2 separate regions of the Homo sapiens genome follow, and region 2 is linked to region 1. Evidence: read pairs that join two places in POLR2A ChIA-PET (ENCODE). Cell type or tissue: K562. All regions are shown on one strand. Region 1 has its middle 35 kb from the start of LNCDAT. Region 2 overlaps LOC101929297 (a long non-coding RNA gene).

Region 1 (4,000 bases):
TACTTGAGGCCAGGCTGGGCCACATATCGAGATTCCGTCTCCACAAAAACTAAAAAATTAGCCAGATGTCATGGTGCATACCTGTAGTCCCAGCTACTTGGGAGACTGAGGTGGAAGGATGACTTGAGCCCAGGAGCTTGAGGCTGCAGTGAGCTATGACACTGCCAGTTCACTGCAGTATGGGCAACACAGTGACACCCTGTCTCAAAAAAAACACCAACATTAATTTAAAAAAATTCAAATAGTCATGAAAATCGTTCTTGATTTCAGTTTTAGAGTGCTGCTTATTATTTTGAAAGACTTAATCTTAGTTAAATTGTATGTTCTGTTTCCAAATTTCTCCTTACTTGTAACTTAAAATTGATGTCTCCTTTATATATTGAAATGTCGTTTCTGAGATATTTCAGTCGTGAGATTTTTTTCGGTTTGGTGCTATTCTGGTGTCTAATAATAATCACTTAGGAAAAAACACAAAGATAATTTCCCAGGCTTAAGTGTTTTTTTTCTTTAGTAGATTCAATGTACCTTTAATTTCACTAAACACATATTGAGAGATTCACTTCCCATTTTTACACAGAGCCCGTCATAATGTCCTAATTAATAAGTGTGCTCCATATACTTGGGACTAAAAGAACAGAAAATTTTCCTGTTTGGATAAAAGTCCTGATGCTCATGTTTGACAGCGATACATGCTATTTTGGGGAATTTAACAGGATGAAGCGATGCCTAGCGACCCGAGGCTGCATTTTTTTCTGCCTTGTTTGACGCACACACACCCTGTCTTGTTCCCATACCAGCCCTGCCCCGCAGCAGCCGCATGTCCGCTGTGCATTTTGTGTTTGTCGTGTACCTGTGCAAAGCCCATGTTGTTCTGTCTGCATGTTCTTGTCTCCTCTGTTCCTTTTTTCCATTCAGTGCCTCCAGGTCTCTATGTCTGTCTCGAATCCGATGCTTCTCAGCACTGCACCATCATCTGTGGTGAGGCTTCCACTCCATTTTCCTTATCTGTTGTCCCTGGATGGTTTAGATTTGTGAAAGGGGCATTAAAGACAGGTCAGAGTAACCAACTGTGGTAACATCAGATGGAAGAGTGGCCCAGGCCAGGGAGACCCTGTGCAAAACCTCAGGTGGGAGTAAGCCTGCCGCTTACAGAGAACAGAAGTCAGGCTGGCCTCACTTGCACCGAGGGCATGGCTATAGGAGGATGCATAGAGGTAGAAGGGGCCAAATTAGACAGCCGACCTCCCTGAAAAGGGACTCCTGAGAAATTGAAAGGCAGAAATGGTCAATTCTCTTTAACCAGCTAAAGCGTTTGAAATTCCCACTATGTGCCAAGTTTTCTGCAGACTGTGTCTTCACCCTTACAATGGATTCAGTGTTGTGGTCCTTACTGTACTGATGAGGCTCAGGAGGCTCTGAGCTGAGTCACTCATCACAGTCACAGGAAAAGAGCCGGCCTGGGATTTCCACCCAGAACAACTCCACTCGCCCATACAGGCGCCCCTGCATCTCCACAGTGCAACAGACCGCAAGACCCTGCTGTCCTGAGTGACGGTGAGTTGAGCCAGCCATGAAGGACCTCTGGGTTTTCTCTCAGAGATGACTGAAGGAAAAGAGTATGGGCAAATCTGAAAGGAGATTAAGAACTGAAATCCCCAGGCCAGGCATGGTGACTCGCCTGTAATCCCAGGCACTTTGGAAGGCTGAGGTGGGTGGATCACTTGAGGTCAGGAGTTCAAGACCAGCCTGGCCAACATGATGAAACCCCATCTTTACTAAAAATACAAAAAAATTAGCCAGGCATGCTGGCACACACCTGTAATCCCAGCTACGCGTGAGGCTGAGGCAGGAGAATCGCTTGAACCTGGGAGGCAAAGGTTGCAGTGAGCAGAGATTGTGCCATTGCACTCCAGCCTGGGCGACAGAGCAAGACTCTGTATCAAAAAAAAAAAAAAAAAAAGAACTGAAACCCCCAAAACTTGTGAAACCAGCCCCAAGAATAACAGAAACAAATGAGGAGAGAACTATTAATATTGCAGTATATCTGATACATTTGTATAAACTTAACCAGAAAATAAAGGAGCTAATGCAGTAGCTGGCGTCTGTTACGATGAAATGCTGTCATGATACAGATGAGCAGCCTCTGGAGCCATCTGAGCAGAAGCCCGCTAGGGAAGCAATGGGGCCACGCCTCACAGCTGGGACTGGGAGCCACGCCTCACAGCTGGGACTGGGAGCTCCCACTGACATTTGGTTTCCGAGCCACTCCGGCTGCACTCGCAATCTTAGCCTTGAAGTCCAGTAGGTACCTTGCACCTTCTCTCTGGATGGGCCCCAACAGTGCAAAACAATAGGGTACATTTTCTGCTTTTAAAATTGTAGTGAAAAATTGGAGGAACACACTTGGCTGATAGAATGAATAAAGTGTGGTAATGAAGAATATTTGTAAGAAGATCTGTCTCATTTCCCTCTTAGGGCCTTCTTTCTTGACTCATAGAGGAAAAAAAGTGTCAACAGTGAGAAACTGCAGAAAAACTACCCAAAGGACAGGGAGGGTGAGCTGCCTGGGGCTCCTGAATCATTTCTGCAGGGTCTCTGTGCCTCCTTCCTTCCTTCCTCCACCCACAGGGTCTTTAGACACCCTGATTGATGGAGTCGCTGTGAGCCTGAGAGAAGGCCCAAGGTGTTGGAATTTCAGAGTGAAACTCAGAAGAATCGATAGTGGAGAAGAAAATAAAGGAAGCAGATCCAGCTTTCTTCATCGTGAAAATAGTAGTGGATCCTGGCCGAGGCACTGGGTGAATGTTAGTAAAGGCCGGGAGTGACCTTTACTAACCTGAAAAACAAGTCACAAAGCCAGCTGTGCCTGGCTTCATCTTCCAAGAGCATGTCAGGGATCAGTGTGTCACCTTATTGATACTGGAGCGTCTTAGGGTCCGTGCAAATTCCTGAAACTCATGGAATTTAATGGACAGATCTTCCTCCAGGGACTTACTGTCCTGGATTATGAAAACTACAACTGGACTTTGCTTACTTTATTCATCAGGCTCTAGGTGACCCATGGAGGCTGCAGAATTCTGCCGCCGTTAAATGTGTACTCATAAACACAGGGATATACCAACTTAAACAGCACACAGCTCTTCAGTGGACAAGGAGGGAGTTTGACAAGATGCTCTTGGTAGGGACTCATTTTGACCATAAAATTCTATAAACATAAGTATTTAGAAATCTAGGGACCAGGTTACAACCACCACTCTAACTGGATTAACTGGAAACACACACACACACGCACACAGAGGCATTTCATTGATGAAACAAATCCTGTCATATAACTAATACAGTCTAGCTTTAAATCCTATTCATCAAGCAAAGAATCCAATGGCAAACTGAGTGCATGTTTTGGGGCTGTCTGTAAGATATCCCAGTCTCTGTTTATTTCCAGTTGCTCTTCCCAACCCATACTCGACTATAGCGTGTCCCTCAAATGGGCTACACCATAGCAATCACCTGCGTACTTGATAAAAACACACAGCGCCCAGGGCTTTCCCCTAAGATTTTGATTTAGGGGGTCTGGTTGGGATGCAGAACCTGTATTTTTATCACACTTCTCATGTCATTCCTTTGATTCTGATGATTAGATAAGTCTGGGAAATCCTGACTTAAGTAAACTGCCCACGACTATTGCTGGCCCAGTTACATCTCGTTTAAGTGAAATTACATCTGGCTTAAATGAAATGATGGTTCCTGATCATAGCACTGATCCTTTGGAGCACCGAATGAGAACGCATTTGGATTGATCTATAATGGTTTCCTCATCACAGACCTTGGGGTGGTCTCAGAACTTTCTGCTACACAATCATTCTCTTAGCCCTTTCATTTTTTTTCCTTTTTTATTGAGACAGGGTCTCACTCTGTCACCGAGGCCAGAGTGCAATAGCGTGATCTTGGCTCACTGCAACCTTTGCCTCCCAGGCTCAAGTGATCCTCCCACCTCAGCCTC
Region 2 (4,000 bases), 51 kb before region 1:
GGTATATAGAAGATCTTGTACGCAGATACTATCATTTGTAACAGTTAAGAGTTAAAATTGCCCACAAGAATGAAATTTTCATTGTCTTCCAGTGGTTCTTGACTTTCACTTACCTCTCAGTGAACTGTGAGCCCTGCAGAAATATTGAAGTGTAAAGTCATGGGTCCTGGGGAGAAGAGAGAAGTGGAGAAGAATGGAACTTCTTTTAAGGTTGAGGGTCTGGTACTACACATTCCGGGAAGTCAATGCAAGCAGTTCTCACTCTGGAAAATGCGAAAACCTCCCAAGGTTTCAACATGTTGGTTTAGAACTAAACCAACCAAAAATGTTGGTTTAGAACTAAAAATATTGGCTCAAAACCAAAAAAGTTTGTTTAGAATTAAAAATAATGGCCACTATATTGAATGCATGTGTTTTTCAGATTCCAGTTTAATTAAAATCAGTGAGACAGAGTGGTTTTATCATTGAACCTTAATCAAATTATTCTGACTCAATGTTCAGCGCACAACACTTGAAATATATCAATGAAGACACATTTGAATTAATTTTCACTGGGAAAGACAAACTGATAGAAACATAAAGGCACAAAAAACTAAACACACACACACACACACACCCCAGAAGAAAGTCACCTTAATGGGAAAACATCCATGCTTCACTACAATTCCCTTTAGCGTTAAAGTGATCTGTAGTCCTCTCTTCTTAAATTTTATCCTTGTACCTATGACGATATATTTATGATTAAATATAGTCTCTTTCTACAAAGGGAACTTATCACATATAAGTAAATCATAAAGAAACAATTCTCAGGTCTCGGATAATGCTTAGCAAATACTCGTTTGCACAAACAGCTAGTGCAGACGTTCTAAGTTTTACTTTTAAAGCACTTTGCCACTTGCTTCCTAAAATGTTTAAGATAAACACGCATAAAAGGCCCAGTCCTGTTGGAAGTTCCTTTACATGGTTCCCTAAGTTCCGGAGCGCATCTCTGTGTGTGGTCTGCTGGGAAACCCCGGGAGGAAGGAACCTGTGGGGTTCCCAAGGCCCTCGGGACCCGGAACAGGACTGGCCCTCTCTGGGTAGGCGGGGCTGGCTTGGGGGCGACGCTGCCAGGAGCGCGCGGGGCCGCGTAGGCGCCCGGGGAGACGCACTTGCCCCAGGCGGCAGCCGTGGGAGCCCGAATCCACACCCCGGAGGATGAACTGTCGTTTGCAGAGTTAAAACGAGCTGTCAGGTGTCTTCAGAAGTTTAGACGGGAAAAGGCAAAGAGTTAATCCTTGCTGGACAAACCACTGCTGCTTCCAGAAAAAACCACCTGAGAACGGTTTAAAATGGGAGGGGGCGCTTTCCTAGGAAGCGGATTCAGAAAAACAAATACAACTCAATAGATTACAGTAAAATAAAATTGGAGGGCGCCAAAGGAACATTTGGTTATTCAAAAAGCTTGTTTTTTAATGAGAAACGACTTCAAAGGCGCCTTGGAAAGTGGGTGGGACGCGCACATCTCAGCCGTCACAAGGCAGGTGGGGCCCCCCGGGCGGAGACCCCGGAGGGCCTTTGCCTGGGAGCTACCCCCGTCCCCAGCCAGGAAAGAGCAGAGGGCGAGACCACGGGTCCCAGCGTCTGCTCCCCTCACCGGAGCTTTCTCCCTGGGGTGGCGGCCGCCGGGCTCCAGGCGACACAGCCAGTCGCAGGGAAAGGCGCCGCTGCTCCGTGTCCGCGCGGGCGTGGCGGCCCCGCTGCGCGCTCATTAGCGCCCGCTCCGCCCAGTGGCTTCCCGCGGCTGCGTGTTTACTTGTCATTTTCTGGCGGCTTTGTTTCCCACCCAGCTCCTGAGCCCGGGCTGGCCGCACTTTCTCGTTCTGGTTTTCTTTTTCTTTCCTCTTCTTTTTTTTTCGAGACAGGTTCTCAGTCTGTCGCCCGGGGCTGGAGCGCAGTGGCGCAATCCTAGCTCACTGCAGCCTCGACCTTCCGAACTCAAGCGATCCTCCTGCTTCAGCCTCCCCAGTAGCTGGGACTACAGATGTGAGCCACTGCGCCAGCCTAATTAAAATTTTTTTTTTTTTTTTTTTTTTTTTTTTTTTGTAGAGACGGGGTTTCGCCGTCATGCTCAGGCTGGTCTCGAACTCCTGGCCTCAAGCGACTCTCCCGCCTCGGCCTCCCAAAGCGCTGGGGTTCCAGGCCTGAGCCACGGCGTCCGGCTCTCTCCTTGCTGTTAGGCCGTTCCAGGTCTGGCCCAGCCTCCCAGTGCGGAGCCCCCAGCCAGTGTGCCGTGCTTGCGTCCTCCTGGTGGGACGGGTGGTCGTGGCCCAGACACCCCCGGACAGTCGCTGTAGCCGCCCCCATGGTCTAGGGGTCACCCTGTCACCAGGACGACCCCAGAACTGGGAGCCCGGGCCCCCTAGCCTTTGCTCCGGGAGGCCCCTTGCCCAAGGGGCGGCGGGAACAATACCTGCCCCTTCAGCCTCTCAGGACTTTGGAAATCCTACCACCCGAACACCGTGTCCCCGAGCTCGCTGCACCTCCCGGGGGTCCGATCGGATTGACGCTGAAGCTCAGGAAAACCTCCGTTTCATTTTATTTTGTTTGGGGAAGAGCCCTGCGAACGGCCCTGGGGTGCTGAAGGCTCTTCCTACAGAGGGAGGTGGCATGGACCCACCTCGGAGGCGCGGCCTCCCTGGGTCACAGCGATGAGGCCCTGCTGTAGAAATTAGACTGAGGCCGGGCGCGGTGGCTCCAGCCTGTAATCTCAGCACTTTGGGAGGCCGAGGAGGGCGGAACACGAGATCAGGAGATCGAGACCATCCTGGCTAACACGGTGAAACCACGTCTCTACTAAAAAAAAATACAAAACATTAGCCTGGCGTGGTGGCGGGCGCCTGTAGTCCCAGCTACTCGGGAGGCTGAGGCAGGAGAATAGCGTGAACCCGGGAGGCGGAGCTTGCAGTGAGCCGAGATCGCACCACTGCACTCCAGCCTGGGCCACAGAGCGAGACTCCGTCTCAAAAAAAAAAAAAAAAAAAAAAGAAAGAAAGAAAAGAAATTAGACTGAAAAAAAGTCTGATTTCTGCTGATGACGCTACATTTTCATCATCTAAAAAATGTCCCTCTATCTTTATAGAATCCTGTGCATCCCTGATTCTATTCTTCCCCAAAGGAAAATGGCCAGCGTGACCCTCACCTTATAAACCCTCGGGTAAATTAGAGGGCGCCTCTAGGCTCACTGTTCTGAGAAAGCTCTCCAGCTATCAGGCAGCCTTGTCAGTCACGTGCGCTCCATTGCCTAGGAGATGAAATTATATTGAAAAGCATTCATGTCTGTTTTCCACGAAACTGGCAAATACATGGTTTATTATCATAAGCAGCATATTCCCATATGACAATTGGTGTGTATAGTGTAAGAATGTTCTAGAGTCTCCATGCCAAAGGAAGGTAAAATTAGAAATTGAATTTTAAGGGAAAGGTATGTTTGTCTACTTCCTCTCAATGTCCTCAAACCTTTTCTTCCCCCTCTATAAAGCCCCCATTCTCTCTTCTATCATCCTCCCTCCCACCAAGAATTCCCCTTATATTAACTCCCAGGTATGACTACTTAGCTTAAAAAGAAGAAGAAAAACGGTCTGTCTGACTTAATTGTTCCCTTTAATTTTTAAAATATATATGAACCCTTAGAAACTTTCAAAGTTGTGGTTTACTTTTTTGGTGTCAATTACTGTTGAAAATAACTGTTTCCTGACTAGCTAGCTGCAAGTTACCCAGCTGTTACACTCCGCTGGTTTGAAAGATTTTAAATTTTAAATCACACACACACACACACACACACACACACCCATTCTCTTTGAAAATAAGAGTATAGGGTTGCAAAATGAATTGACCAAATGTGCAATCTCGAAAAATATGATTGACTATGAAGATTTATGGAAGCTGATTCAAAAGGAAGCTTGTGGAACAGAAATCAGAGAAAAGCTCCAGAATACAAAATTTAGAAGTCTGTATATTT

The links. Peaks named below come from ENCODE experiments on the same cell type or tissue, not always from the same donor. Only the 100,000 strongest peaks of a DNase experiment are listed, where the experiment ranks them.
Region 2: POLR2A ChIA-PET joins it to region 1 with 6 read pairs; 3 of 35 experiments call an interaction of 5 or more read pairs at or near these places.

The regions. Positions count from the first base shown.
Region 1 is chr6:166,200,614-166,204,613 of GRCh38, reverse strand. No RefSeq gene overlaps it. Among named protein-coding and RNA genes, the nearest start is that of LNCDAT, 35 kb to the right of the region's middle. In K562, no CTCF peak of the experiment used is centred here; no DNase peak of the experiment used is centred here; H3K27me3 peaks cover 3,317 bases.
Region 2 is chr6:166,251,138-166,255,137 of GRCh38, reverse strand. LOC101929297 (a long non-coding RNA gene) reads right to left here. Exons shown (of 5, transcript NR_125862.1): 3 at 633-721; 4 at 114-166. It overlaps LOC107986668 (a long non-coding RNA gene), which reads left to right. Exons shown (of 2, transcript XR_001744463.3): 2 at 93-452. Among named protein-coding and RNA genes, the nearest start is that of PRR18, 55 kb to the left of the region's middle. RefSeq lists enhancers at 609-1,266, 1,267-1,925 and a silencer at 1,623-1,917. In K562, no CTCF peak of the experiment used is centred here; a DNase peak (open chromatin) is centred at 1,717; H3K4me3 peaks cover 799 bases; H3K27me3 peaks cover 2,742 bases.